Regions from separate parts of the Homo sapiens genome. Here region 2 is linked to region 1. A link is an interaction called in ENCODE POLR2A ChIA-PET data of the cell type or tissue named here. Cell type or tissue: MCF 10A. All regions are shown on one strand. Links, peaks and the distances in the headings refer to the core of each region. The heading gives the core; the rest is flanking DNA.

Region 1 (16,480 bases), core at 7,032-11,031:
TTTGTTAATATTTTGTCCCCAAGTATTAGCCCAGTAGCTTTCACATACTTGATACTGAGTAAGTGTACATTGAATAATTACAATAATTAATTACATTGGATTGCTTCATAATTGTAATCATGGAAAAAATATAGCAGGGCAAAATTAAGACATTTATTCAATGTTGTTATTCATTTGTTGAATAAAATCAACTTATGTCTAAATTGTGGTTTGAATAAGAATTGTCTGGCCGGGCACGGTGGCTCACGCCTGTAATCCCAGCACTTTGGGAGGCCGAGGCGGGTGGATCACAAGGTCAGGAGATCGAGACCATCCTGGCTAACATGGTGAAACCCCGTCTCTACTAAAAAATACAAAAAATTAGCCAGGCGTGGTGGCGGGCACCTGTAGTCTCAGCTGCTTGGGAGACTGAGGCAGAAGAATGGCATGAACTTGGGAGGCGGAGCTTGCAGTGAGCCAAGATGGTGCCACTGCACTCCAGCCTGGGCGACAGAGCGAGACTCTTGTCTCAAAAAAAAAAAAAAAAAAAAAAAAAGAATCGTCTCCATCTCTATATATTGGGAGTGATACATGATGGCAAATTATAATACATGCAGATACATATCACAGATAACTAAAACTGAAATATGTAATAGATAGTAATTTAAAATACCCCATGGAGGCTGGAAGCGGTGGCTCATCCCAGTAATCCCAACACTTTGGGAGGCCGAGGAGGGCGGATTACTTGAGGTTGGGAGTTCGAGACCAGCCTGGCCAACATGGCGAAACCTCATCTCTACTAAAAATACAAAAATTAGCTGGGTGTAGTGGCACACGCCTGTAATCCCAGCTACTGGGGAGGCTGAGGCAGGAGACTCGCTTGAGCCAGGAGGCAGAGGTTGCTGAGATGGTGCCACTGTACTCCAGCTTGAGTGACAGAGTGAGACTCCGTCTCAAAAAGAAAAAAAAAAGGACCCCATGGAAATGACATTTTTATGTAATAAGAACAATAGATTAGTATACTATTATGTTTTTGGACAACAAACTATTTCTTATTTATCAAACTATCGTTAGAAACATAAGGAAGAAATCCTCAATTCTGTGCAATAAGCCTGACATGAACCTTTAATTCAGTAAATAATTGATTTGCTTTTCAGAGGCATTACTTCTGCCAGCTGAGCAACTGAGAAATGTAAAGTACAACACATCTACATTTTAAATAATTACCCCTCCTTGGCAGGGAAATTGCTTTTCCATCCATTAATAAGAGGAAAATGAGTGTTGAATCTCTAGCAAAACAGAGTAAATATGTACCCCTTTAGATGCTTGGCTGCATCTTTAGCAGACTTGAAATTCTTCTGGTTACTTAAATGATACATATTAAAAGGTGATTGTGGTCTTGGGTTAATTGTTAAAGAAGTTTAGGTTTTTCTTTTTGGACATAAAGGTTTTCCCATTGTCTAGCAAGTGGTTAGAGAAATACCATGTCTTGATTTATTTTTAACATCTATAATGCATCACAGATCTACAGCATAACATAGCTTGAGATTTTTAATCTGACAGCTTCTGGTTTATCACTACCAGACACCTATATTATTTCATTCACAATGCAAAGGCAACTTGAAGAATTTATTTCCTTTTTTCATTAGAAGAGGATGTTTCCATAGTAGGTTTGTACTTACTCTCTTGTTTCATCATCTTGTAAAGTGGTGTCCTTTACTCATGTAATGGATTTACTCTCTGAAGAATTAGTTCTGTTTGCTCTCTGTTCATTGTGGCACTGTAGTTGTGTAAGAGAGGGATCTTTGTAGGGGTGACTTACGATTAGGTAGTAGGTACAGTGTCTAGGGACCACAATACTTTTAGAACCTCGCTATAATTTTCTGATTTCTTTAAAAGCAGAAAAAAAAACATGGTTTTAAGTTAATAGAATGGAGTAAAAAAATATAACTTTAAGTATTTTTTCCTGAAGGAGAGTGCCCATGAAGACAAAAATGCCCAGGTCCCACCTAAAGTCCTAATGTAGCCCTGGGTTCCATCAGTAAGTGAAGAGCCTTTTCCATTCTTCATCACTATTGCCACAGCACTACCACTTAATTGAATAAAGGTGCTCAGTTGATAGTGAATGAACTCATGGAATATGTGAATGCATACATTGGGATACTATGTAAAAATGTGAAATCAACATATATACCTGTAAAAATAGACCTGTCTACAACAAATATAACATAAATACTTACAATAATATAAACATAGTATTTAATTTTGCAAAAGGTAAAGAAGGATCTGTATAGTCAGGTACATACATGCAAAGCAGCTGTTGATTTCAACTTTTCATTTATCAGTATACCCTTACTAGTTGTTAAACACTGAAGTACTTGAATACTTCTTGCCTGTCCCAGTAGCCTCTGAGCCTCCCTCCCTGGTGGGGGATGGTGGGCACCTTGTTTCACTATTCTTATTCAGATTGGCCTGTATCTTGCCATACATTAAATATTTTTTGAACATTGCTCTAAAAACAGCCTAAATATTTCCCAAAGATATATATTCATTTCAAAGAGATTTATTATATATAGTAAGGTGGGTACCTGTGGTCGGGAGCAGTGAGAAATGAAGAGTGGGTGCAGGAACGGAGAAGCAAAGAGAAAATGTAAAAACAGTAAGAGGCTGGGTGCAGTGACTCATACCTGTAATCCTAGCACTTTGGGAAGCCAAGGTGGGCGAATCACTTGGGTTCAGGAGCTTCAGACCAGCCTTCCAACATGGTGAAACCCCATCTCTACTAACAATACAAAAATCAGCCGGGTGTGGTGGCTCATGCCCGTAGCTGTAATCCCAGCTACTTGGGAGGCTGAGGCGTGAGAATTGTTTGAACCCAGGAGGTAGAGGAATACAATGCAATGCAATGCAATGCACATAGCAAGAGAAGGTTTATGTATGGACTTATTAACATAGACGAAATGAAAAATCTGATTAATTCTTCCATGCATCTGAAGTCTAAAAAGGATATCTAGAATGCTAAGAAAGTGGAAGTAATGTTTATCAATTAGAATTGAGAATTAATAAATGTGATGTTAATATAGTTTTAAGAGTACAACAATGTAAAATAATACTATCAAATACAATTATAGTTAATTAAATAATTTATACTATAATTGATATAGTAATTAAAAATGAACTGATTTTATAATTTTCTCTTTGTTCCTTTGATTGTTTCTAAGAAGACATTGAATAAGTAAATATATAATTTGGTTGTGCACAGAATGCCTGCCTACCCAGTCATCTTTTTTATGGATCAGCCATTTTTCTTATATATACTTGTTCTGTAACATAGTCACAGAGTCATGCTTTGATACTGCTCCTGTAGGTAATCAAACCTAATTTCCAGAGACACTTGGTCATTTGGTAATATTTTCAACATATGCTCATATACCCAAAATGTGTTAACTGATGTACAATTTGATACAGCATGCTTGATGACTATCTTTGAAACTTTATCTTTCATCTAATCATTATCATTTGTTACTTAGTTACTTACTTTCTGAACATTTGGACCAGAACCCTGATTCATGTCTGTTATATTTTCATTTAAGTACTATGATACATGGTTCTTTGAGCACCCATTTAGCCAAGCTGAGACTCACTGACCTTTTTTTTTTTTATACTTTAAGTTTTAGGGTACATGTGCACAACATGCAGGTTATTTACATATGTATACATGTGCCATGTTGGTGTGCTGCACCCAGTAACTCGTCATTTAACATTAAGTATATCTCCAAATGCTATCCCTCCCCCCTTCCCCCCACCCCACAACAGGCCCTGGTGTGTGATGTTCCCCTTCCTGTGTCCATGTGTTCTCATTGTTCAATTCCTACCTATGAGTGAGAACATGCAGTGTTTGGTTTTTTGTCCTTGTGATAGTTTGCTGAGAATGATGGTTTCCAGCTTCATCCATGTCCCTACAAAGGACATGAACTCATCCTTTTTTATGGCTGCATAGTATTCCATGGTGTATATGTGCCACATTTTCTTAATCCAGTCTATCATTGTTGGACATTTGGGTTGGTTCCAAGTCTTTGCTATTGTGAATAGTGCCATAATAAACATACATGTGCATGTGTCTTTATAGCAGCATGATTTATAATCCTTTGGGTATATACCTAGTAATGGGATTGCAGGGTCAAATGGTATTTCTAGTTCTAGATCCCTGAGGAATCGCCACACTGACTTCCACAATGGTTGAACTAGTTTACAGTCCCACCAACAGTGTAAAAGTGTTCCTATTTCTCCACATCCTCTCCAGCACCTGTTGTTTCCTGACTTTTTAGTGATCGTCATTCTAACTGGTGTGAGATGGTATCTCATAGTGGTTTTGATTTGCATTTCTCTGATGGCCAGTGATGATGAGCATTTTTTCATGTGTCTTTTGGCTGCATAAATGTCTTCTTTTGAGAAGTGTCTGTTCATATCCTTCACCCACTTTTTGATGGGGTTGTTTGTTTTTTTCTTTTAAATTTGTTTGAGTTTATTGTAGATTCTCGATATTAGCCCTTTGTCAGATGAGTAGATTGCAAAAATTTTCTCCCATTCTGTAGGTTGCCTGTTCACTCTGATGGTAGTTTCTTTTGCTGTGCAGACGCTCTTTAGTTTAATTAGATCCCATTTGTCAGTTTTGGCTTTTGTTGCCATTGCTTTTGGTGTTTTAGACATGAAGTCTTTGCCCATGCCTATGTCCTGAATGGTATTGCCTAGGTTTTCTTCTAGGGTTTTTATGGTTTTAGGTCTAACATGTAAGTCTTTAATCCATCTTGAATTAATTTTTGTATAAGGTGTAAGGAAGGGATCCAGTTTCAGCTTTCTACATATGGCTAGCCAGTTTTCCCAGCACCATTTATTAAATAGGGAATTGTTTCCCCATTTCTTGTTTTTGTCAGGTTTGTCAAAGATCAGATGGTTGTAGATATGCGACATTATTTCTGAGGGTCACTGACCTCTTTTTTTTACCCCTCACCATATATCTGTTTTTTTTTTATATATCCTTCTCTGAATGGTGCGTTTTGAGTTTTTCTCTCTCTTTTTTTTTTCTTCCATGGGGGTGGGGTGGCTGCTCAAGTGTTTTAACTTTCTAACTGGTCTGTTAAACATCTTGCATTTTCCCTTTCTCCATTCACTCCATATAAAGCCAACAAGTTTATCTTGTCCTCACATTTATTTTTGTTTTTGTCTGTCTTCATTTTTATTGAATTGTAACTTACGTAATATAAGTTGCACCAATTTTAAGTATACGGCTTGTTGAATTTTATTTATGTATGTACCTCTCTAAGCAACATCCATAGTGTTTGAAAGATCTGTTTCACACATCTCTGAAATACACAGAATGCCCTTCCTACATTTAGAAATTCCTACATTTCCATATTTACCTTTCCAATTATTTTGTAGTCCTAACACATAAAGAATCTGCTTGATACAGATTGTTCTCCATGAAATCCTCTTCTTTATCTCTGCTTCCTGTCTTATGCTGTTCATAATTATTTCACTTTACTATCCCTTCTGTCTACCAAATTCCTACTAACCTCCATTCAAGGTGTACTTTATTATGCACTTCCAGCAATTATTGTCTATGACATGAATTTAGCATTAGTTGACTGTATCTGTATCTGTAATTTTTCCTTGAGGCTGGTTACAGTCTGATACTACCATGTAGATATGTATAGATCTTGAGTACTAAACTTTGTGTTGGGACATAATATACACCAGAAACTAACACTCATTTATCCTTAGACTTTTCCAATTATATTTCTCACTCTTTTTTTTTTGAGACGGAGCTGGAGTGCAGTGGCAAGATCTCGGCTCACTGCCATCTCCGTAGAGACGGGATTTCACCATGTTGGCCAGGATGGTCTCAATCTCCTGACCTCGTGATCCGCCAGCCTTGGCCTCCCAAAGTGCTGGAGTTACAGGCGTGAGCCACTGCACCCGGCCAAAATTTGTATGGAATTTCAAAGGACCTAAAATAGCCAAATCAATCTTGAAAAAGATGAGTAAATTTTAAAGACTTAAACTACCTAAATTTCTGAATTAATCTAAAGCTCACCAAGAAAGGGTTTTTAGGGAGTAAGTATAGACATAGATGAGTGAATGGAATAATGTCCAGAACAGTCATTTGATTTTTGACAAAAGTGGCAGGTAATTAAATAGGTGAAGTATAGTTTTTTCAACAAATGGTGCTAGAACAACTGCGGTATCTTTTGGTGGAAAAATAAATCTTTACTAACATCATACATAAAATTAACTCTAAATGGATAATAGGCTTAGCATAAACACTAAAACTATGAAACTTTAAAAAGAAAACGTAAGGTTATATCCTTAAACTTGGGATAGAAAAAGATTTCTTAGATAAACACCCAAACCACAAAATCTTCATCAAAATTGGAAATCTTTTGGGAAAATGTTAAATAGTGAAAAGCCATGCCACAGACTGGGAGAAAATTTCTGATAGAAGATAGATAGATAGATAGATAGATAGATAGATAGATAGATAGATAGATATTGAAAACATACAATTTAAAATGAGGAAAAGATTTTAAACAATCATGTCACAAAAGAAAATATTTAAAAGCCAGTAAGCACACAAAAAACTGATCAACATCACTGATAACCAAGGAATACTGGCAAATTAAAACTGTGAGAATACCAATTGAAATTATTAAAAAGACTGACAGTATCAAATGTTGGTGAAGTTATGGAGCTTGTGAGAATGTAAAATTATACAACCACATTGGAAAATAGTTTGGCAGTTTCTTATAAATATTTAATATATGACCCTGCAATTTCTCTCCTAAATATTCACCCAAGGAAAAGAAAAACATGTCCACATGGAGACTAGTATTTGAATGTTCATAGCTGTTTGAGTTACAATATTAAAAAACTAGAAACAGGCCAGGTGCGGTGGCTCACACCTATAATTCCAGCACTTTGGGAGGCCGAGGTGGGTAGATCACTTGAGGCCAGGAGTTTGAGACCAGCCTCGTCAACATGGTGAAACCCTGTCTCTACTAAAAATACAAAAAATTTAGCCAGGTGTGGTGACAAACCCCTGCAATCCCAGCTACTCAGGAGGCTGAGACAGGAGAATCACTTGAACCTGGAGACAGAGGTTGCAGTGAGCTGAGATGGTGCCACTGCACTCCAGCCTGGTTGACAGATCAAGACTCCATCTCAAAAAAAAGAAAAAACAAAAAACTAGAAACAGCTACGGAATGGATATATAAATTGTGGTATGTATTTAAAATGGAACACTAGTCAGCAATATAAATCAATGAATGACATACTGCTACTTGTAGCAAATAGACTGAGAAAATATTGTGTGATTATATTTCATTAAATTCTAAAACAGGCAGTATTCATCCCGCATAATAGAAAGCTGATGAGTGGTTGCTTGGGGCCAGGTGGTTGGGGAGAGGATGGTTTGCAAGTGAACACAAGGGAACTTTTTTTGAATGCTCTTTCTCTTGACTATGGTAGTAGTTACACAGGTATATGTATTTGTCAGATTCATCATACTGTACATCTAAAATGAATCTATTGTATATAAATTATGTATTCATAAAGGTTAAAGTTTTAAAAAACATTCTGGCAATGGACAAATATTCTCAACAACCTGAAAAAATGAGAACACATGTACGTAGGCATACACCACTTTCTTAAATATCTATTTGGTAAGGAAATCTGTTAAAAATAATGAACATTAGAATGCTTAATATGAAAACTCACTGGAAATGACCAGAGATGTCTTCATAAGCCTGAAAATTGTACAATTCAAAGAGAAAGAAAATAATTAAATATTTAAATAATGATGTTAATACACTTCGAACTGCTAAAAATGCAGGAGGACGAATATAACAAATTAAAAAATAAAGTGAGCTAGAAAATCAGTTGTTCACTTTATATAGATTTTTCCACATGAAACAAATAAGGGCAATATCACTGATTTCTAATTTATGTTGGTTATGGATATATGCAACTTTTGTAAGGGATCAGCTAAATCATCTGCTTTGGTAGTGTTTACTTCAGTGCCTTTAACAGAGTGTTATGTAGCAAATTTGATAACGATATACTATATTTTAGGCTACTAAAGTGGAAGAATACATTGATGAGTTTGATTATTAGTGTTTGTAAGTAGCTTAAAAAATATGCTGCTGTAAGCTAGTTTATGCTGCCCATATGGAGACTTTGGGACCTTTGTTTTCCAGTATTCATATCCAGCTTGAAAGTTTTATTAATCTGACTTTAATAAGCTATGATATTATGATTTGTGTAAGCTGAGGAGGTTAACGCTTTCTTTCAGTACTGGGATTCTGTTTCTTTGCTTTTGTGTTTACAAATTTGGCTATTAACTTTTCTAAATAATTAAGTAATTTGTAAGTTTGTATCTATACAGGTGTTAATTGAAAAGTATTACATGAACAAGCATTAATGCCAAAGTATAAAATTCTTTTATGAATGATATAATCTGAATTCCTGTAAACATTTCTATTTGATTCAGCATAATCATGTTTATGTCTCTTTTTGGAAAAGAGTGTGAGTAGCTGGTAGTTTGTCTTCTAGTTCACATGTGTGTATATGATAAAGAACCATACAATTAGGTAGGTGTTATAAATAGGATATGGCAAAAAAGGCAAACCTACTCATGTTTCCAAGATTTTATAGCATATGCCTGGTGAAATTTTGCTATTCTTTAATTTTGCTTTTTGGGTTAACCAGCTGACGCCCAGTTGAAAAGACTTATGTTCGTGTGAGGCCACAAAAGCCTTAATGTTCAGTCTCCAGCTACCTCAGATTTTGGAGAACGCTGTGTACCATCAGCAGCTTGAATCCCCACCCTCTAACGCTAATGCTCATCTATCAAACTTGAGGCTAAGAGTGAGGGAGAGGAAGCTTCCAGATAAACATACAGAAGTGCCTAAACAGCTAATCACTCTAGGCTTCCGCTTCCAGGCCCTATAATTAGAAGTCCTTCTTTTTCCTTGTATTCCCAGATGACGCAAATGCTTTTTGTGGCTTGGCACCTCATTTGGGGCGTGGGTTTAGTTTATGGCCAGGCCAGAGTCTGGTTTAGTCTTCTGATGCAGCATAAATAGTTCTCAAGCCACAGTCTACTCTGCACAAGTTTTTCCTTTTATGTATATGTGCATTTTAACTTGTTTTCTAGAAGAAAAAAAAGCTTGCTATTTCCCTGGCAGAATGTGTGCAAAAGAGGAAATTCTAAATGAAAAGAAAGCACGTGACTATGTAGTCCTATACTAGCTATTTCTTTTTCTCCTTTCTGCTCTTTAAATTTTTTATATTATTTTTAAAATTTTGTGAAAAAAGTAAACTTACTGGTGGATTGTAGAAGCCACATTTGCATGGAGGGGTGGAAAAAAGTGTTTGAGATAGGATACAGAGAAGATAATAGGCATAATTTTTTAGTGGACATTTTCCTGAAAATTTGAATTTGTTTTACATAATCATAACTAAACAGAGATGAATGCCAGTTTGAAAAGCTAGGAACATATGGGAACGTGTTCATTTGTGATTTTCATTCATATGTAAAACAATAATAGTCTTGATTTGGCAAATGAGGACCTTTATTTGAATGCTCATTCTACATAAAATGGTATGATTTAAAACGAAATTTAATGAAGTTTATAGTAGGTGAGGAATATATGTTACAAATGCAAATTCATCTTATTTCCTGTCAGAATGATGTTTCTATTGAATTGTTTGTCAAGTGCAGAAAATTTGTTACAGAGAGGTGGAGTCAGAAGATAGTAGTGGATTTATGATCATTCAAACTTAGTATAACTCAGCAAAAAAGTAGGAGTGGCAAAACACTGTCTACAAATGGACAACAAAGCATTCATGCCTAAACTTAGGAATTCATTGTTTGAGGCCGGGTGCGGTGGCTCACACCTGTAACACCAGCACTTTGGGAGGCTGAGGTGGGCAGATTGCCTGAGCTCGGGAGTCAGAGACCAGCCTGGGCAACATGGTTGAAACCCCCTCTCTATCAAAATACAAAAAATTAGCTGGGCGTGGCGGCGGGCGCCTGTGGTCCCAGCTACTCGGGAGGCTGTGGCAGGAGAATTGCTTGAACCCGGGAGGCGGAGGTTGCAGTGAGCCAAGATTGTGCCACTGCACTCCAGCCTGGGTGACAGAGCAAGACTCCCATCTCCAAACAAAAACAAAACAAAACAAAACAAAACAAATTTATTGTTTGAATAACAGTAAGTAAAGAATATAAACTATGTCAATAACCTCATGATCATAGCTAGACATATAATGAGAGGTAAGGTTATATATATTGTTGTAGGTTTAATAATTTATTAAATTATTTATAATAAATGGTACCTTTCATTTTCTAAAATGTATTCTCTTGGAAATAGCCAGGACAGTGGCATCTAGTAGGATATTTTAATATAGTGACTAGAGCTGTACCTTATGTTTGCCAAAGAAATAGCAAACTCAAATTTACTTCATCTTTTCACTGAAATGACTATCTTGTCTTCCCACAGATGCTTAATATTCTTTCATGCCTTTTTGTTCAACAAAACATTAGTTTAAATGCTTATACTAATGTGATTCTGCTTCTGGGAATAGCAAGGTAAACGTAGAAACCATCCTTCCCATAGAAAACATTTATGAAACCTGGACAAAATACAACTGAACAGGCACATAAAGTTAGATATGTGTATTATAATCTCTGGAACAACCAGTAAAATTTTAATATAAAGAGATATAGCTCAAAAGTCCATAGATAAATTATTTATTTTTAACATTCAACAATAAATATTGTTAAAAATAAGTAGTCTCAAAACAGCAAGAAACCATGAGAAGAGAAATAAAACTGAATAAAATGTTGAAATTAGCATTTCATAAAAATTGAATATTCCAAATAAATAGTCCCATAACAGCAAGAAAACATGAAAAGAGAAATAAAAAACAGAAACAAGACAAGCAAAAATAATAATAAATTGGTAGACCTAAGTCCAGCCCTACCAGTAAGTACTAAATATGAATAAACTACAAATACCAATTAAAGGCAGTGATTTGATTGAAAGAGAGTGAGCGAGTGTGAGAGCACCCAACTGTTATCTAAAAGAAGCCTATATTGATAGATATAGAGTAGAAGAATGGAAAATATATACCATGCAAGTACCAATCAAAACAAAGTTGGAGTGGTAAAGTTAATATCAGAAAAAACTAGACCTCAGAGCAAGGAAAATAACCACGGTTAAATCATGTTAAAAGGGTTAATTGACCAAGACTTCATACAATCCTAAATGTGTATGAACCTTGCTCTAAAATTTAGGAAGCTGATATAACTTAGGAAAACTACACATGTCCACAATTATCCTTGGAGACTGTAACTCCTACTCAGTAATGGAACAGAAAGCAGTCAGTCAGTAAGGAAATTGAAGATGCAAACATCACTACCAATTACATACCTTTCTAGAATATATTCTAGGTGTTCAAGTGTATATGGAACAAGGATCATATTTCAAGCCATAAAACAAACTTTAACAAATGTAAAAGAAGTAACTTCTTGTCATAATGAAATTATACTGGCAATAATATCTGAAAGATATCTGGAAAATATCCAAATATTTGGTAACAAAACAATATACCTTTAAATAACCCACGAGCAAAAGACAAAGCAACTAGGAAACATTTAAAACTGAATATAAATGAAATTGCAGCATATCAAAATCTGTTACATTTAGCTAAGCAGGCTTAGAGGGACATTAATACCTATATGTGCTTACTCCAGAAAAGAAGAAAGTTCCTGAAACAATAATCTAAGCTGCTCCCATAAGAAACTCGAAAAAAGGAAGAGCAAATGAACCCAAAACAAGGAGAATAAAGGAAATAATAAATATAGTAACAGAAATCAGTGAAATTGAAAAGAGAAAAACAGAAAGTTATGAAACCAAATAGGTTAACCTTAAAAAGACCTTACCAGACTGGTGAAGAAAAAAAACAGAGAAGACACAGATTACCAATATCGTGAATGAAAAAGTGGATATCATTAATGTCTCTACAGATATTAAAAGGATGAATTCCTTGAATTACAGAAAGTAATTCATCAAAGAAGAAATTTTAAATTAAAAAATTAACAAAATATTTAATGGTAGTTAAAAATCTTCAAAAATAGGCCCAAATATTTTTACTTGAAAATTCCCTTAAACATTTAACGAAGAAATAATAGCAATCCTACATCTTTTTTTTCCCCAGAAATTAACAGAGTAAGGAGCATTCCCATTTGATTATTTGAGGCCTGGATTATCCTAAATATCAAAATCATCCAAACACATTATTAGAAAAGAAAACCACAAATCAGTATTTCTCAGGGACACAGATAAGAAAATATTCAAGAAAATATTAGAAAATTGAATCTAGCTGCTTATAATAAAGGATTTTGACCAAACGAGGCTTATCCCAAGAATGCAAGGCATATTCAACATTTGACAATCAGTTATTGTTAGAATTCGCTATATTAATAGATTTAAAAAGAGAAGCCACATAATCATTTCAATAGCTGCAGAAAAGCACTTGAAAAATTCAATTTTCTTTCATTATAAAAACTCTCAACATATTTTACGAAGGACTTTTACAAAAAACCTATACATAATGTTATACTTAAAGATTGAATGCTTTCCTCCTACAACACAGAAATCTCTCCTTCCTATTTCTGCTTGCCTCAGCAAATGCAGTAAGTCGAGAAAATTGAAGAAAAGGCATGTAGGTCAGAAGGGAAGAAATGAAACTGTGATTGTTCCTAAACTACGTAATTGTCATCAAAGAAAATTCTTGTACTGTATAAAAAAACCCCTAGAACTTGCAGGAAACATACATTGTCAAGATAAAAAATCATCAATTTTATCTCTATGCACTAGCAAGCAAAAATTGATCATTTTAAAAAATATTACCATTTATAATAACTCTAAAAGACAATATTTTCAGAATCTGTGTGTCAAACAAAAAGAAGTCAAAATAGATCTAAATCAAGAAATATGCTGTGTTAATAGATCAGAAGGCACAATATTAGGATAACAGTTGTCCCCAAATTAATTTATTACACTCAATACAGTTCCCTCAAAATCCTAAACAAGAATGGCTAAAATAATGTTGAAAAAGGCAGGAAAAGGCTCATTTTACCTGATTTCAAGATTTTCTGTGAAGTTACAGTAACCAAGAATGTGGTATTAGTGAATGTATAGACACAGAAATTGAATTAATAGAATAGAACTTCAAAAATAGGCCTTGGCCTGGCATGGTAGTTCACGCCTGTAATCCCAGCACTTTGGGAGGCTGAGGTAGGCGGATCTCTTGAGACCAGGAGTTTGAGACCAGCCTGGCCAACATGTCAAAACTCCATCTCTACTAAAAATACAAAAATTAGCCAGGCATGGTGGCGCACACCTGTAGTCCCAGCTACTTGGGAGATTGAGGCATGAGAATCTGTTGAACCCAGGAAGTGGAGGTTGCAGTGAGCCAAGAATGCACTACTGCACTCCAGGCTGGGTGACAGAGCGAGACTGTCTCAAATAATAATAATAATAACAATAAATAAAAAATAAAAAAATGCCAGGCATGGTGACTCATGCCTGTAATCCCAGCACTTTGGGAGGCTGAGTCCGGCGGATCATGAGGTCAGGAGATCGAGACCATCCTGGCTAACATGGTGAAACCCCGTCTCTACTAAAAGTACAAAAAATTAGCCGGGCATGGTGGCGGGCGCCTGTAGTCCCAGCTACTTGGGAGGCTGAGGCAGAAGAATGGCGTGAACCTGGGAGGCGGAGCTTGCAGTGGGCGTAGATCGCGCCACTGCACTCCAGCCTGGGAGACAGCGAGACTCCATCTCAAAAAGATATAGGCCTACACAAATAGCCAATTGATCCTTGGCAAGTTGACAATGTTACTTCAATGGAGAAAAAACAGTGTCTTCAAGAAGTCTTTCTGGAACAATTGGACATCTTATGCAAATAAGTTAACCTTGTCCATGTTTTGTATAGGATCCTCACCTTATAACCTGTTGTATAAGGTCCTCACACCTTATACAAATATTAAAATGATGATAGGCCTAAATGTAAAACATAAAATTATGAAACTTTTACAAGGAAAGAGAAGATCTTTGTGACCTTGGGTTAGGCAAAGAATTCTTAGCTATGACATCTCATCAAAATTAAGAACTTTCTCTGTAATAGACTCTATTGGCATTTTCAATAAATATCATGGTGAATTAAGTACAGGAAGTAGTAGTTGGATCAGTAGATAAATTGGAGCGTAGAATTAAAGCTTGAAGAAATTGCAAAAGAGGGAGTTTCATGGGGGGTATGTCATTTTCACATTCTTTGTTTTGAAAAATGATTGTGGCTGGGCACGGTGGCTCATGCCTGTAATCTCAGAGCTTTGAGAGGCCACAACAGAAGGATTGCTTGAGGCCCAGAGTTTGAGACCAGCCTGGGCAACATGGTGAGACCCTGTCTCTACAAAAATAAAAGAAAATTAGCCAAGCATGGTGGCATGTGCTTGTAGTCCCAGCTACTTGGGAGGCTGAGGCAGGAGGATCTCTTGAGCCCAGGAATTTGCGGCTGCAGTGAGCTGTGATCAGGCACCTGCACCCCAGCCTGGGCAACCGAGTGAGGTTCTGCTTCAGGAAAAAAATAAAATAAAATTATGAATTCTGTAAATTCAGGAATATCAAACTTCTCTCTGCTAGTTTTACAGGAATGCCATAATACTTGCACATCTAGTGTTTATACCTTGCTGATATACTGATGTGTCATTAAGCTTGGTATTCACATGAAAAAGATATTTTATTTTTTTCTTTTGTAAAGTTTCTTATAGCCTTGGTAATTTTTTTCCCATTGGTAATATTTTAAATATTGTGAATAGCTTTTTAGAATATTTCATCCACATACATAATCATTTTTATTTTTACCCTTTGTTTTTTGTCTTCCAGGAATGCTTCTAGTCACAACAGACACCCTTGGCCATGACTTTCATGTCTTCCAAATTCTGACTCATCCTTGGTCCTCATCACAATGTGCTGTCCACCATCTGTATACTCTTCACAGGGGAGAAACTGAAGCCAAAGTAAGCTGTATAATTTTTCAGAAGGCGATTTCTTGGTGTAATATGACATCTACTCTAGCTGGTCATTTATATTACATTGCAGCTTAATGTTGATGTTTGTGAGAAAATATTGCTGTCTGTGATAGAATGGGTTAGATAAATAGGGAAAAATTCCGTTTTGACCCAGTAAATACATAAGCACTAGATGAACATTTTTTTGTTTAAAAATTCAATGAATTTTGATAAAACAGTAGGGCTGTTTATCCTGCTTTTCCCAACCTGAGACCATTTCTTGCCCCAGGGAAAACTCCTGTCATTCATTTGCTGTCTCTCCAGACCTTTTACTAGGCATTTGGATTCTGTGTACATAAATATGTATGTGCATACATACACACACATATACATATAAACATGGACATATTCATATATACAAAAATAGTTTCATGATGAATATGGATATATGAATACAGTGGAGGCTAGTGAGAACCAGTTGCGCACATCCCTCCTTGGCACGGTATTTAGTGATATTATTTTGATTGCGTGAAATCACCCATGTTGGGACTATTTGATCATGAAAATTTGCAAACACTACAAATCAGGGCTATTTTTTTCCTCAGAGAGCTAGATTTTAAACATTTACCAGCAGATAATCACGTACACGTGCATGGGTACACATATGTTCATATGCATGATTTACTGAGCGCTTGTATCAGGTGCCACGCTAAGTGCTTCACATATATTTAATATTCTTATTTAATTTTTAATTTTTATTTATTTTTATTATTTTTTTTGAGTTGGAGTCTCGCTCTGTTGCCCAGGCTAGAGTGCAGTGGCGCTGCGATCTTTGGCTCACTGCAACCTCTGCCTCCCGGGTTCGAGCAATTTTCCTGCCTCAGCCTCCCAACCAGCTGAGATTACAGGCACCCACCACCATGCCTGGCTAATTTTTGCATTTTTAGTAGAGACGGTGTTTCACCATATTGGCCAGGCTGATCTCTTGACCAAGCTGGTCTCAAACTCCTGGCCTCGTGATCCACCCACTTCAGCCTCCCAAAGTGCTGGGATTATAGGCATGAGCCACCGCGCCTGGCCCACATATATTTAATATTCTTAATATCACATGGTAGATATTGTGTATTGTCTTAATCGCTTAAAATCTCAAACACCTTTTGTTTCATACCTTATATGCACTTGCCAATATAACACTGTATATATGTTATTCTACAAGATAGCCATTTGACCCTACTCTATTTATTGACTAGCCTATCATTTTCCAACAGTCTAAAGTGATGTTTCTCTTGAATTCCCACCAAAATAAATGACTATAATGGATTGAAATGTCTTAAATTTAGAGAACTTAAACGCTAATAGTTTATAAGAA
Region 2 (16,480 bases), core at 4,656-8,655, 52 kb before region 1:
GGTATGTGGCATTATTTCTGAGGGCTCTGTTCTGTTCCATTGATCTATATCTCTGTTTTGGTACCAGTACCATGCTGTTTTGGTTACTGTAGCCTTGTAGTATAGTTTGAAGTCAGGTAGTGTGATGCCTCCAGCTTTGTTCTTTTGGCTTAGGATTGACTTGGCAATGCGGGCTCTTTTTTGGTTCCATATGAACTTTAAAGTAGTTTTTTCCAATTCTGTGAAGAAAGTCATTGGTAGCTTGATGGGGATGGCATTGAATCTGTAAATTACCTTGGGCAGTATGGCCATTTTCACGATATTGATTCTTCCTACCCATGAGCATGAAATGTTCTTCCATTTGTTTGTATCCTCTTTTATTTCCTTGAGCAGTGGTTTGTAGTTCTCCTTGAAGAGGTCCTTCACATCCCTTGTAAGTTGTATTCCTAGGTATTTTATTCTCTTTGAAGCAATTGTGAATGGGAGTTCACTCATGATTTGGCTCTCTGTTTGTCTGTTGTTGGTGTATAAGAATGCTTGTGATTTTGGTACATTGATTTTGTATCCTGAGACTTTGCTGAAGTTGCTTATCAGCTTAAGGAGATTTTGGGCTGAGACAATGGGGTTTTCTAGATATACAATCATGTCGTCTGCAAACAGGGACAATTTGACTTCCTCTTTTCCTAATTGGATACCCTTTATTTCCTTCTCTTGCCTAATTGCCCTGGCCAGAACTTCCAACACTATGTTGAATAGGAGTGGTGAGAGAGGGCATCCCTGTCTTGTGCCAGTTTTCAAAGGGAATGCTTCCAGTTTTTGCCCATTCAGTATGATATTGGCTGTGGGTTTGTCATAGATAGCTCTTATTATTTTGAAATACGTCCCATCAATACCTAATTTCTTGAGAGTTTTTAGCATGAAGGGTTGTTGAATTTTGTCAAAGGCTTTTTCTGCATCTATTGAGATAATCATGTGGTTTTTGTCTTTGGCTCTGTTTATATGCTGGATTACATTTATTGATTTGCGTATATTGAACCAGCCTTGCATCCCAGGGATGAAGCCCACTTGATCATGGTGGATAAGCTTTTTGATGTGCTGCTGGATTCGGTTTGCCAGTATTTTATTGAGGATTTTTGCATCAATGTTCATCAAGGATATTGGTCTAAAATTCTCTTTTTTGGTTGTGTCTCTGCCCGGCTTTGGTATCAGAATGACGCTGGCCTCATAAAATGAGTTAGGGAGGATTCCCTCTTTTTCTATTGATTGGAATAGTTTCAGAAGGAATGGTACCAGTTCTTCCTTGTACCTCTGGTAGAATTCGGCTGTGAATCCATCTGGTCCTGGACTCTTTTTGGTTGGTAAACTATTGATTATTGCCACAATTTCAGCTCCTGTTATTGGTCTATTCAGAGATTCAACTTCTTCCTGGTTTAGTCTTGGGAGAGTGTATGTGTCGAGGAATTTATCCATTTCTTCTAGATTTTCTAGTTTATTTGCGTAGAGGTGTTTGTAGTATTCTCTGATGGTAGTTTGTATTTCTGTGGGATCGGTGGTGATATCCCCTTTATCATTTTTTATTGTGTCTATTTGATTCTTCTCTCTTTTTTTCTTTATTAGTCTTGCTAGCGGTCTATCAATTTTGTTGATCCTTTCAAAAAACCAGCTCCTGGATTCATTGATTTTTTGAAGGGTTTTTTGTGTCTCTATTTCCTTCAGTTCTGCTCTGATTTTAGTTATTTCTTGCCTTCTGCTAGCTTTTGAATGTGTTTGCTCTTGCTTTTCTAGTTCTTTTCATTGTGATGTTAGGGTGTCTATTTTGGATCTTTCCTGCTTTCTCTTGTGGGCATTTAGTGCTATAAATTTCCCTCTACACACTGCTTTGAATGCGTCCCAGAGATTCTGGTATGTTGTGTCTTTGTTCTCGTTGGTTTCAAAGAACATCTTTATTTCTGCCTTCATTTCGTTATGTACCCAGTAGTCATTCAGGAGTAGGTTGTTCAGTTTCCATGTAGTTGAGTGGCTTTGAGTGAGATTCTTAATCCTGAGTTCTAGTTTGATTGCACTGTGGTCTGAGAGATAGTTTGTTATAATTTCTGTTCTTTTACATTTGCTGAGGAGAGCTTTACTTCCAACTATGTGGTCAATTGTGGAATAGGTGTGGTGTGGTGCTGAAAAAAATGTATATTCTGTTGATTTGGGGTGGAGAGTTCTGTAGATGTCTATTAGGTCCGCTTGGTGCAGAGCTGAGTTCAATTCCTGGGTATCCTTGTTGACTTTCTGTCTCGTTGATCTGTCTAATGTTGACAGTGGGGTGTTAAAGTCTCCCATTATTAATGCGTGGGAGTCTAAGTCTCTTTGTAGGTCACTCAGGACTTGCTTTATGAATCTGGGTGCTCCTGTATTGGGTGCATATATATTTAGGATAGTTAGCTCTTCTTGTTGAATTGATCCCTTTACCATTATGTAATGGCCTTCTTTGTCTCTTTTGATCTTTGTTGGTTTAAAGTCTGTTTTATCAGAGACTAGGATTGCAATCCCTGCCTTTTTTTGTTTTCCATTTGCTTGGTAGATCTTCCTCCATCCTTTTATTTTGAGCCTATGTGTGTCTCTGCACGTGAGATGGGTTTCCTGAATACAGCACACTGATGGGTCTTGACTCTTTATCCAATTTGCCAGTCTGTGTCTTTTAATTGGAGAATTTAGTCCATTTACATTTAAAGTTAATATTGTTATGTGTGAATTTGATCCTGTCATTATGACGTTAGCTGGTGATTTTGCTCGTTAGTTGATGCAGTTTCTTCCTAGTCTCGATGGTCTTTACATTTTGGCATGATTTTGCAGCAGCTGGTACTGGTTGTTCCTTTCCATGTTTAGCGCTTCCTTCAGGAGCTCTTTTAGGGCAGGCCTGGTGGTGACAAAATCTCTCAGCATTTGCTTGTCTGTAAAGTATTTTATTTCTCCTTCACTTATGAAGCTTAGTTTGGCTGGATATGAAATTCTGGGTTGAAAATTCTTTTCTTTAAGAATGTTGAATATTGGCCCCCTCTCTCTTCTGGCTTGTAGGGTTTCTGCCGAGAGATCTGCTGTTAGTCTGATGGGCTTCCCTTTGAGGGTAACCCGACCTTTCTCTCTGGCTGCCCTTAACATTTTTTCCTTCATTTCAATTTTGGTGAATCTGACAATTATGTGTCTTGGAGTTGCTCTTCTCGAGGAGTATCTTTGTGGCATTCTCTGTATTTCCTGAATCTGAACGTTGGCCTGCCTTGCTAGATTGGGGAAGTTCTCCTGGATAATATCCTGCAGAGTGTTTTCCAACTTGGTTCCATTCTCCCCATCACTTTCAGGTACACCAATCAGACGTAGATTTGGTCTTTTCACATAGTCCCATATTTCTTGGAGGCTTTGCTCATTTCTTTTTATTCGTTTTTCTCTAAACTTCCCTTCTCGCTTCATTTCATTCATTTCATCTTCCATTGCTGATACCCTTTCTTCCAGTTGATCGCATCAGCTCCTGAGGCTTCTGCATTCTTCACGTAGTTCTCGAGCCTTGGTTTTCAGCTCCATCAGCTCCTTTAAGCACTTCTCTGTATTGGTTATTCTAGTTATACATTCTTCTAAATTTTTTTCAAAGTTTTCAACTTCTTTGCCTTTGGTTTGAATGTCCTCCCGTAGCTCAGAGTAATTCGATCGTCTGAAGCCTTCTTCTCTCAGCTTGTCAAAGTCATTCTCCATCCACCTTTGTTCCGTTGCTGGTGAGGAACTGCGTTCCTTTGGAGGAGGAGAGACCCTCTGCGTTTTAGAGTTTCCAGTTTTTCTGTTCTGTTTTTTCCCCATCTTTGTGGTTTTATCTACTTTTGGTCTTTGATGATGGTGATGTACAGATGGGTTTTCGGTGTGGATGTCCTTTCTGTTTGTTAGTTTTCCTTCTAACAGACAGGACCCTCAGCTGCAGGTCTGTTGGAATAACCTGCCGTGTGAGGTGTCAGTGTGCTCCTGCTGGGGGGTGCCTCCCAGTTAGGCTGCTCGGGGGTCAGGAGTCAGGGACCCACTTGAGGAGGCAGTCTGCCGGTTCTCAGATCTCCAGCTGCGTGCTGGGAGAACCACTGCTCTCTTCAAAGCTGTCAGACAGGGACATTTAAGTCTGCAGAGGTTACTGCTGTCTTTTTGTTTGTCTGTGCCCTGCCCCCAGAGGTGGAGCCTACAGTGGCAGGCAGGCCTCCTTGAGCTGTGGTGGGCTCCACCCAGTTGGAGCTTCCCGGCTGCTTTGTTTACCTAAGCAAGCCTGGGCAATGGCGGGCGCCCCTCCCCCAGCCTCGCTGCCGCCTTGCAGTTTGATCTCAGACTGCTGTGCTGGCAATCAGCGAGACTCCGTGGGCGTAGGACCCTCCGAGCCAGGTGTGGGATATAGTCTCGTGGTGCGCCGTTTTTTAAGCCGGTCTGAAAAGCGCAATATTCGGGTGGGAGTGACCCGATTTTCCAGGTGCGTCCGTCACCCCTTTCTTTGACTCGGAAAGGGAACTCCCTGACCCCTTGCGCTTCCCAGGTGAGGCAATGCCTCGCCCTGCTTCGGCTCGCGCACGGTGCACGGTGCGTGCACCCACTGACCTGCGCCCACTGTCTGGCACTCCCTAGTGAGATGAACCCGGTACCTCAGATGGAAATGCAGAAATCACCCGTCTTCTGCGTTGCTCACGCTGGGAGCTGTAGACTGGAGCTGTTCGTATTCGGCCATCTTGGCTCCTCAATTGTTTAACTTTTATATTTAAGCCTTTGATCCATTTTTGTATGTGGTATGAGATAGGGGTCCACGTTCATTCCAGTCCAAATGCTTTTGCATTTGGATATCCAGTAGTCCCAGCACCGTTTGTTGAAAAGACTTCTTTCACCATTGACTTGTCTTGGTATTCTTGTTGAAAATCAGTGGACTTATAAATGTAAATAACTGTTTTCTTTAAAAAAAGGGCTCAGACTTTTTATTTGTCCTTGCCAGGAGAAATAAGGCAAAGTATCACAGAGAGCAGTTCAGTTTTTTTGTTTTTTGAAATGAATTCAGGTCACCTCTCCATTAGGACCACTTTCTGGGAGGATGCCATCTAAAATTGCATCATGCTTGTGTACCTTCTTAATTACTTTTTTAGTAATGGACAAATATAGTGTGCTTCTAAAAATTTTTTACCTTCATTTAAATTGGGAAATGAATTCTTTTAACATCCAGTTCTCTTTGTCCAATAAAATTGTAAACATGTTAGAATTAGGCCTAGTATTATAGAGATTCATGTCCCCCCAACCCCTTCACTTGTTTTCAGACTTTACCTGGAGGCAAAGATTAATCTTTAAAAGAGTCATGCTTATAAGGTTGGGATGGTGCTGAGTGGCTTATGTTCTGCTGATTCCAGCTATAAAGCATTCTTTTGGCAAGCAGGAAAACAGTTGTTTTCATTACAATATACTGTAATTCTTGAGGTCCACTGAACTCTAAAAATACGGACTCAAAAAATGAAATGAAGAATTGTAAACTGTGTTTTTCCTTAGGACCCTTTTGTATTTGTGAGGTTAAAGTGGTTATCAGAATTTATTGAGAGTTAGATTATTTAGTTTTAAAGCTAATTCAGGAGATTCTCTGTGTCTAATGTAACACCACTGTTCACAAGTACTTGGTTCTATTTTTCATGACGAATTTTAAAAGGGGAAAAACTTTCTTATAGATCATATTTATCCTCATTTCTCCAGCTCTGAAATTGTCAGCGGAATACATGTATACATACTCATATAAAATTATATTTTTAATGAATAAGATTAATCTATTCAATGGTCTAATCTATTGTGTAAATACTACACAATTTATATTACAGTATGTTGTCTTTTTATAATTTTTAGTGTGTTTTTGTCCTATATATGTTTCCATAATATGCATTTAATAGATAATAGTAATATTACAGTTAACCTGAAGTCAGTTTTCCGGAAACCCTAAGTATTGCAAACATACTCCTTCAAACAGTAGCATGAATGAACAGTTTTTTAAAAAGGGAGCAATAAAATGAGAAAGCTTTTATTTTGTTTATGTGGACTTTCTTTTAGGGTCTGTCTCTTCTCTATAAGTTTATTATTTTCTTTTCAAGACGAAAATTCAAAATAGATGGCAGTTTAGGGAGCTAGGCTAAAAATGGCTGTGTACTGGAAGTGACAGTAAGGTGTGCTTCTTTAGTGCTTTTGAGCATAGCAATAGGAACATAGTCAGAATGACTAGGGAGTGGCAGCAGGGAAGAGTCAGCGGCGAAGAAAACCGATTCTTCAATTTACACATCCCTGTAATCAAGTTGGAGGAAGATAGAAAATAAACAGTAAATATATGTCATAGAACAATTAACTGTTGTTATTGGCTAGAACTGCAAGCAAGAAGAATGATATTGAGTGAAATGTAAATACAAAGGATTATGCAGTTCCCTAACATCTTTCTGTGGAGGCAGACTTTCAGAGTTACTTGTCTTCATTGGCCTCAGTGAGGTCAAATACTTGTTCTTTTTCTCTCCTCATTGTAGTATCATGTCTGATAGTCTCATTTATCTTTTGCCTTTAAATTCCTGAACCCATCATATCATTTCTCTCTCCTCTCCCAAAATTCTTCCTTGATTTATGAATGTTAGACTTAAAATGGCCCTGTTAACTTCATTCTCATGTTTAGGAATAACTGTATAAAATGCCCAGTGTTTGCTGAAAGTGATGACCAGTTCTTTCCAGATTTGTTTCTTATTGGGACAGAGTTAAGCCAAAAGGAAACTAAATAGAGGGGGAAAAATGCACCTTACTTAGCTAACAAAATAATGACTAGTGTTACAGGAATTTTATGTGAGACTTGAAAAAATATAAGCATTTGATTTTTCTGTTTTTCTGGCATCGATATATGATGCACCAACAGAAAAGTTATTAAGAAATTTCTCAATAGTGCCATTTGAAATTTTTCAGGCTGCTATCCATGTCCAGGGCCAAACATGAATCCTATTGCTCTTGGGAGCCGCTGGCTTGCTTATGCAGAAAACAAGGTAAGACGTGGCCTGTGTTTGGATTATTTGTAATGGAGCAAGTGTTGAAGGATTTTCCATAAAAAATACCTGTGCTCCATAGTTGATTACCAATAATAAATGTTTTACTTACTAGTTCATTTGCTTTGGTTTGGTTTTAATTGTGCAACTAATAATTGAACTCGTTTAAGAATTTATAAATGTTTGGCAGTTGTCATTAAGTCCAGACTCTGTAGAACCTTAATTGTTTTAGCTTGGTTTTATATAGAGAACTTCATTCTATTAATTTGCAGCATTGAGATGACCACAGTAGTGGTATTAAGGAAAGTAGTTTTTGACTTTTTAGAAATCAGGAGGCAGGAGTAACTTCTGTCTTCATTGGTAGATTAGAAACCTGGGCATAGAATAATTTAATTGACAAGGCTAGGCGTGATGGCTCACGCCTGTAATCCCAGCACTTTGGGAGGCTGAGGCAGGTGGATCATTTGAGGTCAGGAGTTCGAGACCAGCCTGGCCAACATGGTGAAACCCCGTCTCTACTAAAAATACAAAAATTAGCCGGGCGTGGTGGCATGCGCCTGTAATCCCAGCTACTCAGGAGGCTGAGGCAGGAGAATTGCTTGAGCCTGGGAAGTGGAGGTTGTGGTGAGCTGAGATCGCACCACTGCACTCCGTCTGGGCAACAGAGTGAGACCCTGTCTCAAAAAAGGAAAAAAAAAAAGAATAATTTAATTTACATTAACTATATGCTAACAACTATATCTAAATAAGGGTTCAGCCATTTGTTTTAATAGTTAAATCACACATGTTCACATTTTGTTGACTTCTTCGGTTATTTATCAATTTATTTATTAAGGTCATCATAATAAGTGAAGATACTATATGCACTAGGAATTTTACTTATGTCTGATTTAAGGAAAAAGGTAAATTTGAATCTTCAAAAAGAAAGATAAAATTCTTTTAATTCCATTTAGTACCCTGCATGTGAATATAGAATGAAATCTTCTAAAAGAATATTACTATTTTTGGTTTCGTTTTTGCTAGTTGCATAGTTATTGTATCTTGAGATTAATATGAATTAATATGAAATAGTTCTTGACAAAATTAGGATGTGGTAAGTAAAGTAGTTATTTGGTAAAGCCAAATCTACTAAATTTCTAGCCTCTGGAATGTACAAAAATCAAGAAACTACTGAAGAAAATTATTTTTCTGCATAAATTCTTTGAGATCTTATCCATAAATCTGTCTAACTACTAGATATGTTACATCTTCCTGAATTCTGTATTTATATTCCATTTTGTTTTTTCTCTTGATTTTCCAGTATATCTTGTAAAAATAGCTCTTTCAAATTATTCTTTTCAAACAAAACAAGGCATACAAGTAAGTGTAGTGACACAATGGTATCTTCTAATGTTTCTATCTGTAAAGCATTTCCCTTGAGTGCTGGAAACATTCAAGACAAAGATGTATAAATTGTCCCTTGGTTCTTGTGGATGTATTCTCACATATGGGGAACTGCCCATTTGGAAGTGGAGGTAATATGTAAGTAGTTACATATTGCCTTTGAGGGGAAAGAACTCCCTTCATAGATGCATAGCCTGAATATGCACCAGTTGTTTTCCCTCTTCAGGAATACATGTTAATATCTGGTGTCATGTACAGAGACCAGACAACGTAGTGGCCTTCACAAGGAGTTTGTGAGTCAAATGTCGTGCTTTCATCTCAAAATATTTCTAGATAAATGTCCTTACATAGTATTTTCATAAGAGCTAGCATTTATTAGTTTCTAATTGTTTTAGCTTTGGGGCTGAGTATAGAATTGTAAAATTGAATTAAATTTTGGGGTACCAGTCTCTTTCAGTGAAAATGCTCTTTGACTATAAAATCTTAAGAAGCCGTATATCTTTGTTTAGTTTTGAGATTCACAGGGTACACGTGCATGTTTGTTACACAGGTATATTGTGTAAGGGTGGGGATTCAGCTTCTAGTGTATCCATCATCCAGATATTGAACATTGTACCCCATAAGTGATTTTTCAACCCTCAGCTGCCTCTTCCCTCCCCCTTTTGGAGTCCCCACTGCCTATTTCCATTTTCATCATCATGTGTACCCATTGTTTAGCTCCCATTTATAAGTGAGAACATGCTATTTTTGATTTTCTGTTTCTGAGTTAGTTCACTTAAGGTAATGGCCTCCAGCTCCAAGCATGTTGCTGCAAAGGACATGATTTCATTCTTTCTGTGGTTGCAAAGTATTCCATGGTGTGTATAACCATATTTTCTTTATTCAAATAATCAGCTGCTGATAGACACCTAGTTTGGTTCCATGACTTTGCTATTGTGACTAGTACTGCGATGAAAATACAAGTGCCTGTCCTTTTTAAATTAATGATTTCTTTTCCTTTGGATATATACCCAGTGGTGGGATTGCTGGGTCGAATGGTAGTTCTATTTTTAGTTCTTTGAGAAATCTCCATACTCTTTTCCATTTACATTCCCACCAACAGTGTATAAGCATCCCCTTTTCTCCATATTCCTGTCAACATCTGTTGTTTTTGACTTATTTTTTTTTTTTTTTTTGAGACAGAGTTTTGCTTTTGTTGCCCAGGCTAGAGTGCAATGGCATGATCTCGGCTCACCGCAACCTCTGCCTCCTGGATTCAAGTGATTCTGTCTCAGCCTCCCAAGTAGCTGGGAGTACAGACATGCGCCACCATGCCTGGCTAATTTTGTATTTTTAGTAGAGATGGGGTTTCTCCATGTTGATCAGGCTGGTCTTGAACTCCCAATTTCAGGTCATCTGCCCGCCTCGGCCTCCCAGAGTGCTGGGATTATAGGCATGAGCCCCAGCGTCCGGCCGTTTTTGGCTTTTTAAGAATAGCCGTTTTCGGCCCGGCATGGTGGCTCATGCCTATAATCCCAGCACTTTGAGAGGCCGAGGTGGGTGGATCACGTGAGGCCAGGAGTTCGAGACCAGCCTGGCCAACATAGTGAAACCCTGTCTCTACTAAAAATACAAAAAATTAGCTGGGTGTGGTGGTGGGCGCCTGTAGTCCCAGCTACTCGGGAGGCTGAGGCAGGAGAATCACTTGAACCCGGGAGGTGGAGGTTGCGGTGAGCCGAGATCATGCCATCGCACTCTAGCCTGGCCAACAAGAATGAAACTCTGTCTCAAAAATAAAAATAAAAATAAAAAGTCGTTTTCACTGGCATAAGATGGTATCTTGGTGTGGTTTTAAGTTGCATTTCTCTGAATATTAGTGATGTTGAACATTTTTTTTTCATTTGTTTGTTGGCCATTTACATTCTTTTTGAGAAATGTCTGTTTATGTCCTTTGGGGTTTTTATTGGAGTTTGTTTTTTTCTTGTTCAGTTGTTTGAGTTTCTTGTAGATTCTTAGTTGGATGCATAATTTACAAATATTTTCTCCCATTGTGTAGTTTATCTGTTTACTCTATCGATTATTTCTTTTGCTGTGCAGGAACTTTTTAGTTTAATTAAGTGTCATTTGTCTATTTTTGTTGCATTTGTTTTTGGGGTCTTTGTCATAAATTCCTTGCCTAGGACAATGTCTAGAAGAGTTTTTCCCTAGGTTTTCTTCTAGGATTTCTATAGTTTCAGGTCTTACATTTAGGTCTTTATTCCATCTGAGTTAATTTTTGTATATGGTGAGAGATAGGGGTCTGGTTTCATTCTTCTGCATATGACTAGCCAATTTTCCCAGCTCCGTTTATTGAATAGGGTGTCCCTTCTCCATTGTGTATTTTTGTCAACTTTGTTAACAAAATATCAGTTGGTTATAAGTATCTGATGTTATTCAGTTCTCTGTTCAGTTATCTTGACCTATGATCTTTTTTTTTTTTTTTTTTTTTTTTGCACGACAGAGTGTAGCTCTGTTGCCAAGGGTGGAGTGCAGTGGCGTAATCTCTGCTTGTTGCAACCTCCGCCTCCTGGGTTCAAGTGATTCTTTCACCTCAGACTCCTGAGTAGCCGGGACTATAGGCACATGCTACCACACCTGGCTAATTTTTGTATTTTTAGTAGAAATGGAGTTTTATCATGTTGGCCAGGCTGGTCTTGAACTCCTGACCTCAAATGATCCACCCACCTTGGCCTCCCAAAGTGCTGGGATTGCAGGCATGAGCCACCATGCCCAGCCTATGTGTCTACTTTTGTACCAGTACCATGCTGTTTTAGTTACTGCAGCCTTGTAGTATAGTTTGAAATCAGGCAGTGTGATGCTTCCTGATTTGTTATTTTTGCTTAGGACCGCTTTGGCCATTTGCTGCCCCACCCCATTTTATTTTATTTTATTTTATTTTTTGCTTCCCTATGAACTTTAGGATAGCTTTTTCCAATTCTGTGGAAAAAACATTAATAATTTGATAAGAATTGTGCTGAATCTATAGATTTCTCTGGCCAGTATGGTCATTTAAATCATATTGATTCTTTCAGTTCATGAGCTTGGGATGTTTTTCCATTTGTTGGTGTTTACAATTTCTTTCATCAGTGTTTTGTAGTTTTTTCTTGTAGAGATCTTTCATCTCCTTGGTTAAATTTCTTCTTATATATATATTTTCGTAACTATTGTAAATGTGATTGCCTCTTTGCTAGATCATTATTGGTGTATAGAAATGCTATTGAATTTTGTATGTTAATTTTATATCCTGCAACTTTACTGAATCCGTTTACCAAATCTAAGATTTTGTGCGTGTGTGTGAAATCATTAGGTTTTTCTAGATACAAGATCATGTCATCAGCAAAGAGGGGCAATGTGACTTCTACTTTTCCAATTTGGATGCCTTTTCTTTCTTTCTATTGCCTTGTTGCTTTGGCTGGGACTTCAGTACTGTGTCGAATACGAGTGGTGAAGTTGGCATCCTTGTCTTGTAGTAAATCTTAGAGGAAAGGCTTTTAAATTTTCCCCATTCAGCCTGATGTTAGCTGTGGTTTTGTCATATATGGTCTTTATTATTTTGAGATAATTTCCTTCTATGCCTAGTTTGTTAAGAGTTTTTATCATGAAGGGATGTTGAATTTTATTAAATGCTTTTTCTTGTATCTATTGAGATGATCATATGGTTTTTGTCCTTCATTCTGTTGATGTGATTATCACTTATTGATTTAGATATGTTGAACCATCCCTATGTCTCTGGAATAAATCCCCCTTGATTGTGGTCTATTATATTTTTGATGTGCTGTTGGTTTTGATTTTCTAGCATTTTCTTGAAGATTTTGGTGTCTGTGTTCATCAGGGATCTTGGCCTATAGTTTTCTTTTTTGTGGCATCCTTGTCTGGTTTTGGTATCAGATGATGTTGGCTTCATAGAATGAGTTAGGGAGAGTTTCTTCCTCTTTTATTTTTTTGGAATAGTTTCAGGAAAATTGGTGATCTCTTTTGTACATTTGGTAGGATTCAGCTGTGAACCTGTCTAGTCCTGGGCTTGCTTTCTGGGAGACTTTATTACCTACTCACTCTCACTACTCATTATTGGTCTGCTCAGATTTCTGTTTTTTCCTGATTCAATCTTGTTACGTTAGGTTGTATGTTTCCAGGAATTTATCAATTTCCTCTAGGTTTTTCAGATTTTCAGTGTATAGCTTTTTATAATAGTTTGCTGATCTATTGTATTTCTGTGGTATCAGTTGTAATGTTCTCTTTTTCATTTCTCATTTTGTTTATCTGGGTCTTTCCTTTCTTGGTTAATCTAGCTAGTGTTTATCAATTTTGTTTATCTTTTTGAAGAACCAATTTTTTATTCATTGATCTTTTGTATTGTTTCATTAGTCTATTTTGCTTAGTTCTACTCTGTTTATTATTTCATTTCTTCTGCTAATTATGGGTTTGGTTTATTCTTTTTTAGCTCCTTTGGGTGCATTGTTAGATTGTTAATTTGTAATCTTTGTACTTTTTTGATGTAGGCGTTTATTGTTGTAAACTTCCGTCAGCACACCTTTTGCTGTATTCCACAGTTTTGGTATGTTGTGTTTCAAGATCATCATTTGTTTCAAGATTTTAAAGAATTGACTCAGTAGTGTTCAGGGGCATGTTATTTGATTTCCATATGTAAAGTTTCCAGAGTCCCTTTTGGTATTTATTTCTAGTTTTAGTCCATTGTGGTCTGAGAAGATACTTGATATGATTCAGTCTTTAAAAGTGTATTGAGACTTGTGGCCTAACATATGGTCTATCATGGAGAATGTTCTATGGGCTAAGAATGTATATTCTGCAGTTGTTGGATAGAATGCTCTATAAGAGTCTATTAGGTCCATTGGGTCTAAAGTCCAGTTTAAGGCCAGGCACGGTTGCACATGCCTGTAATCCCAGCACTTTGGGAGGCCAAGGCGGGCCAATGACTTGAGGTCAGGAGTTCAAGACCAGCCTGGCCAACATGGCAAAATGCTGTCTCTACTAAAAATACAAAAATAGCCAGGCATGGTGGCGTGTGCCTGTAATCCCAGCCACTTGGGAGGCTAAGGCAAGAGAACCATTTGGACCCAGGAGGTGGAGGTTGTGGTGAGCTGAGATCACTGCACTCCAGCCTAGGTGACAAAGCAAGACTCAGTCTCAATAAATAAATAAATAAAGTCCAGTTTAAATCCAATGTTTCTTTGTTGATTTTCTGGCTAGATGATCTGTTTAATGCTGAGAGGAGTTTTGAAGTCCCCCACTATTACTGTATTTCAGTTTATCTCTCTCTTTAGATATAGTATATACTAATATTTGCTTTAGGAATCTGTGTGCTCCAGTGTTGAGTGCATATATATTTAGAACTGTTATATCCTCTTGCTGAATTGATCCCTTTATCATTATATAATGACCTTCTTTGTCTTTTTTTTTTCCAGCTGTTTTTGACTTTAGAGTCTGTTTTATCTAATATAAGTATAACTACCCCTGTTCACTTTTGGTTTCCATTTGTGTGGAATATCTCTTTTTTTTTCCCCTTTACTTTTAGTCTACATATGTCTTTATGGTAAGGTAAGTTTCTTGTAAGGAGCATATAGTTGGGTCATTTAAAAAAATCCATTTAGTTATTCTGTCTCTTTTAAGTGGATTATTTATTTTATTTACATTCAAAGTCATTATTAATATGTGAGACTTTGTTCTTATATTGTTGATTGTTTTCTGGTTATTTCGTATATTTTTGGTTTCATTCTTTTTCTCTTATTGTTTGATGTTATGGTTTGGTGGATTTCTGCAGTGGTACTCTTTGAGTTCTTTCTCTTTCTCCTTTGTGTCTTTGCTTTACCAGTGAGTTTCATAGTTTGGTGTGTTTTTGTGATACTAAATGTTGTCCTTTCACTTCCAGGTTTAGGGCTACTTTGAGCATGTCTTGTAGGGTCAATATAGTGATAATGAATTTTCTCAGAATTTGCTTGTTGGAAAAAATGTCATTTCTCCTTCATTTATGAAGGGTAATTTTGCTGGATACAGTATTCTTGACTGACATACTTTTTTCTTTCAACCCTTTGAATCTATAATTCCATTGTCTTCTGGCTTGTGAGGTTTCTGCTAAGAAATCTACAGTTAATGTGATGAGGTTTCCTTTATATGTGACTAGACACGATTTTTTCTTGCTGCTTTTAGGATTCACTCTTTATCTTTGATTTTAGACAATGACTATAATGTGCCTTAGAGAAGACCTTTTTCCATTGTATCTGCCTGGGGATTGCTAAGCCTGTTGTATCTGAATGTCCAAACTTTTGTTAGACTTGGGAAGTTTTCATCTATTATTCCATTAAATGTGCTTTCAAATTTTTTCTTTCTCTCTTCAATGTCAGGAATACTTATAATTGTAATATTTTGACACTTTATGTTTCCCCAGATGTCATAATGTCTTCGCTTATTTTTAAAATTCTTTTTTCTTTATTTTTATCTGACTGGATTGTTTCAAAAGATCTGTCTTCAAGTTCTGAGATTCTCCCTTTTGCCTGATGTAGTCAGTTTTATTTTACTTATTTATTTATTTATTTAGAGACAGGATCTCACTGATCTTACTCTGTCATCCAGGCTGAAGTTCACTGGTGCAATCACAGCTCACTGCAGCCTAGACCTCCAGGGCTCAGGTGATCCTCTTGCCTAAGCTTCCTGAGTAGCTGGGTCTACAGATGTGTGCCACCACACCAGGCTAATTTTTTTAATTTTTATTTTATTTTTATTTTTTTTTTTGGTAGAGATAGGGTCCTGCCATGTTGCCCAAACTGGTCTTGAACTTCTGGGCTCAAGCAATCTTCCTGCCTTGACCTCCCTAAGTGTTGGGATTACAGGCATGAGCCACTGTACCTGGCCAGAATTTCTCTTTGACCCTTTTAAAAATTATCTGTCTCTTTGGTAAATTTCTCATTTATATTCTGAATTGTTTTTCTGATTTTTCTGTATTGTTTTTCACAGTTCTCTTGAATCTCACAAGGTTGTTTTAAATTATTATTTTGAGTCCTATAAATGGGCTCTCATAAATTTCTTTTTGATTAGAATCTGGCTGGAGAGTTATTGTGTTTCTTTGGAGGCATCATATTTTATTTTTCATGTTTCCTGTGTCTTTACATTGATATTTGCACATCAGGTGCAACAGTTACTTCTTCATATTTTTACATTTACTTTCGTAGAGGACTTTTTTTATTAATGAAGATATATCTATAGTACTGGTTGGATAGGACACTTTGGTCTTGATTCTGGGTGTGTGCGGTAATGTAGTCTGATTTTTTTTTTCTGTATACATCATTAGGGGTATTTATTATTTACTTAATGAATTAGGGTGTGATTATTAGTGGTGGCTGTGGTGAAGTTTTGCTGGAGACTGGGATGCCAGGTTGACTGGTCATCAGTATGCAGTGGTGGCAGCATTGGGCTGAGTGTGCCTATCCTTGTGCCCCAGAGTAGTGTACACTGGCACCTATATTGGTGGTTACAAGTGGGCTGATTGTTGGTCTTCCAGGTAGCTTGCTTGGATGCTGGTAGTGGCAATGGTGAACAGTATGGGTGGGCTGGTTCCTGAGCCCCTGGGCAGCCAGTGTAACATGGGTGATAACGGTAGCAGTGGCAAGATAATTATTTTTGTTCCTAGTGGCGTGTGTTGATGTTGGTGGTGGCTGCAGTGGTCTGGGGGTTCGGGAGGTAGTCTCCAGGCCTGTGGTTGGAGCTTGCAGGTAGGTGCCAGCTTTTGAGGCAGTGGCAGGGAGATAAGGCCCAACCTCAGACCCCCTGGAGGAGTGCTTATGTACCCAAAGAAGTGGATTGGTTTGGGCAGTCCCAAGGACCCTGGGTTATGAGTTCTGTCTTTGGGGGTTGAAGGCAGAACTAGGCTGGGTGGGCTTGTTCTCAGGCTCCCCAATGATGAGAGCAGATACCAGCCATGGTGGGTGGGGACAGGGTAATCCTAGGATCAGTTTTTGGGTGAGGGGCCCTGAGGCTGCTTATGGAGAGGGTAGGTCTGGCCTCAGTGGCCACAGCTAGGCTGGTAGGTGGGGAAAATGTGTCTCTTT

What was found. Peaks named below come from ENCODE experiments on the same cell type or tissue, not always from the same donor. Only the 100,000 strongest peaks of a DNase experiment are listed, where the experiment ranks them.
Region 2: POLR2A ChIA-PET joins it to region 1 with 9 read pairs; 3 of 35 experiments call an interaction of 5 or more read pairs at or near these places.

The regions. Positions count from the first base shown.
Region 1 is chr17:60,932,233-60,948,712 of GRCh38, forward strand. It overlaps BCAS3 (BCAS3 microtubule associated cell migration factor), which reads left to right. Exons shown (of 24, transcript NM_017679.5): 14 at 14,987-15,120. Among named protein-coding and RNA genes, the nearest start is that of BCAS3-AS1, 200 kb to the right of the region's middle. In MCF 10A, for the core only: no CTCF peak of the experiment used is centred there; a DNase peak (open chromatin) is centred at 9,019.
Region 2 is chr17:60,882,753-60,899,232 of GRCh38, forward strand. It overlaps BCAS3 (BCAS3 microtubule associated cell migration factor), which reads left to right. Exons shown (of 24, transcript NM_017679.5): 10 at 6,943-7,019. Among named protein-coding and RNA genes, the nearest start is that of BCAS3, 210 kb to the left of the region's middle. In MCF 10A, for the core only: no CTCF peak of the experiment used is centred there; no DNase peak of the experiment used is centred there.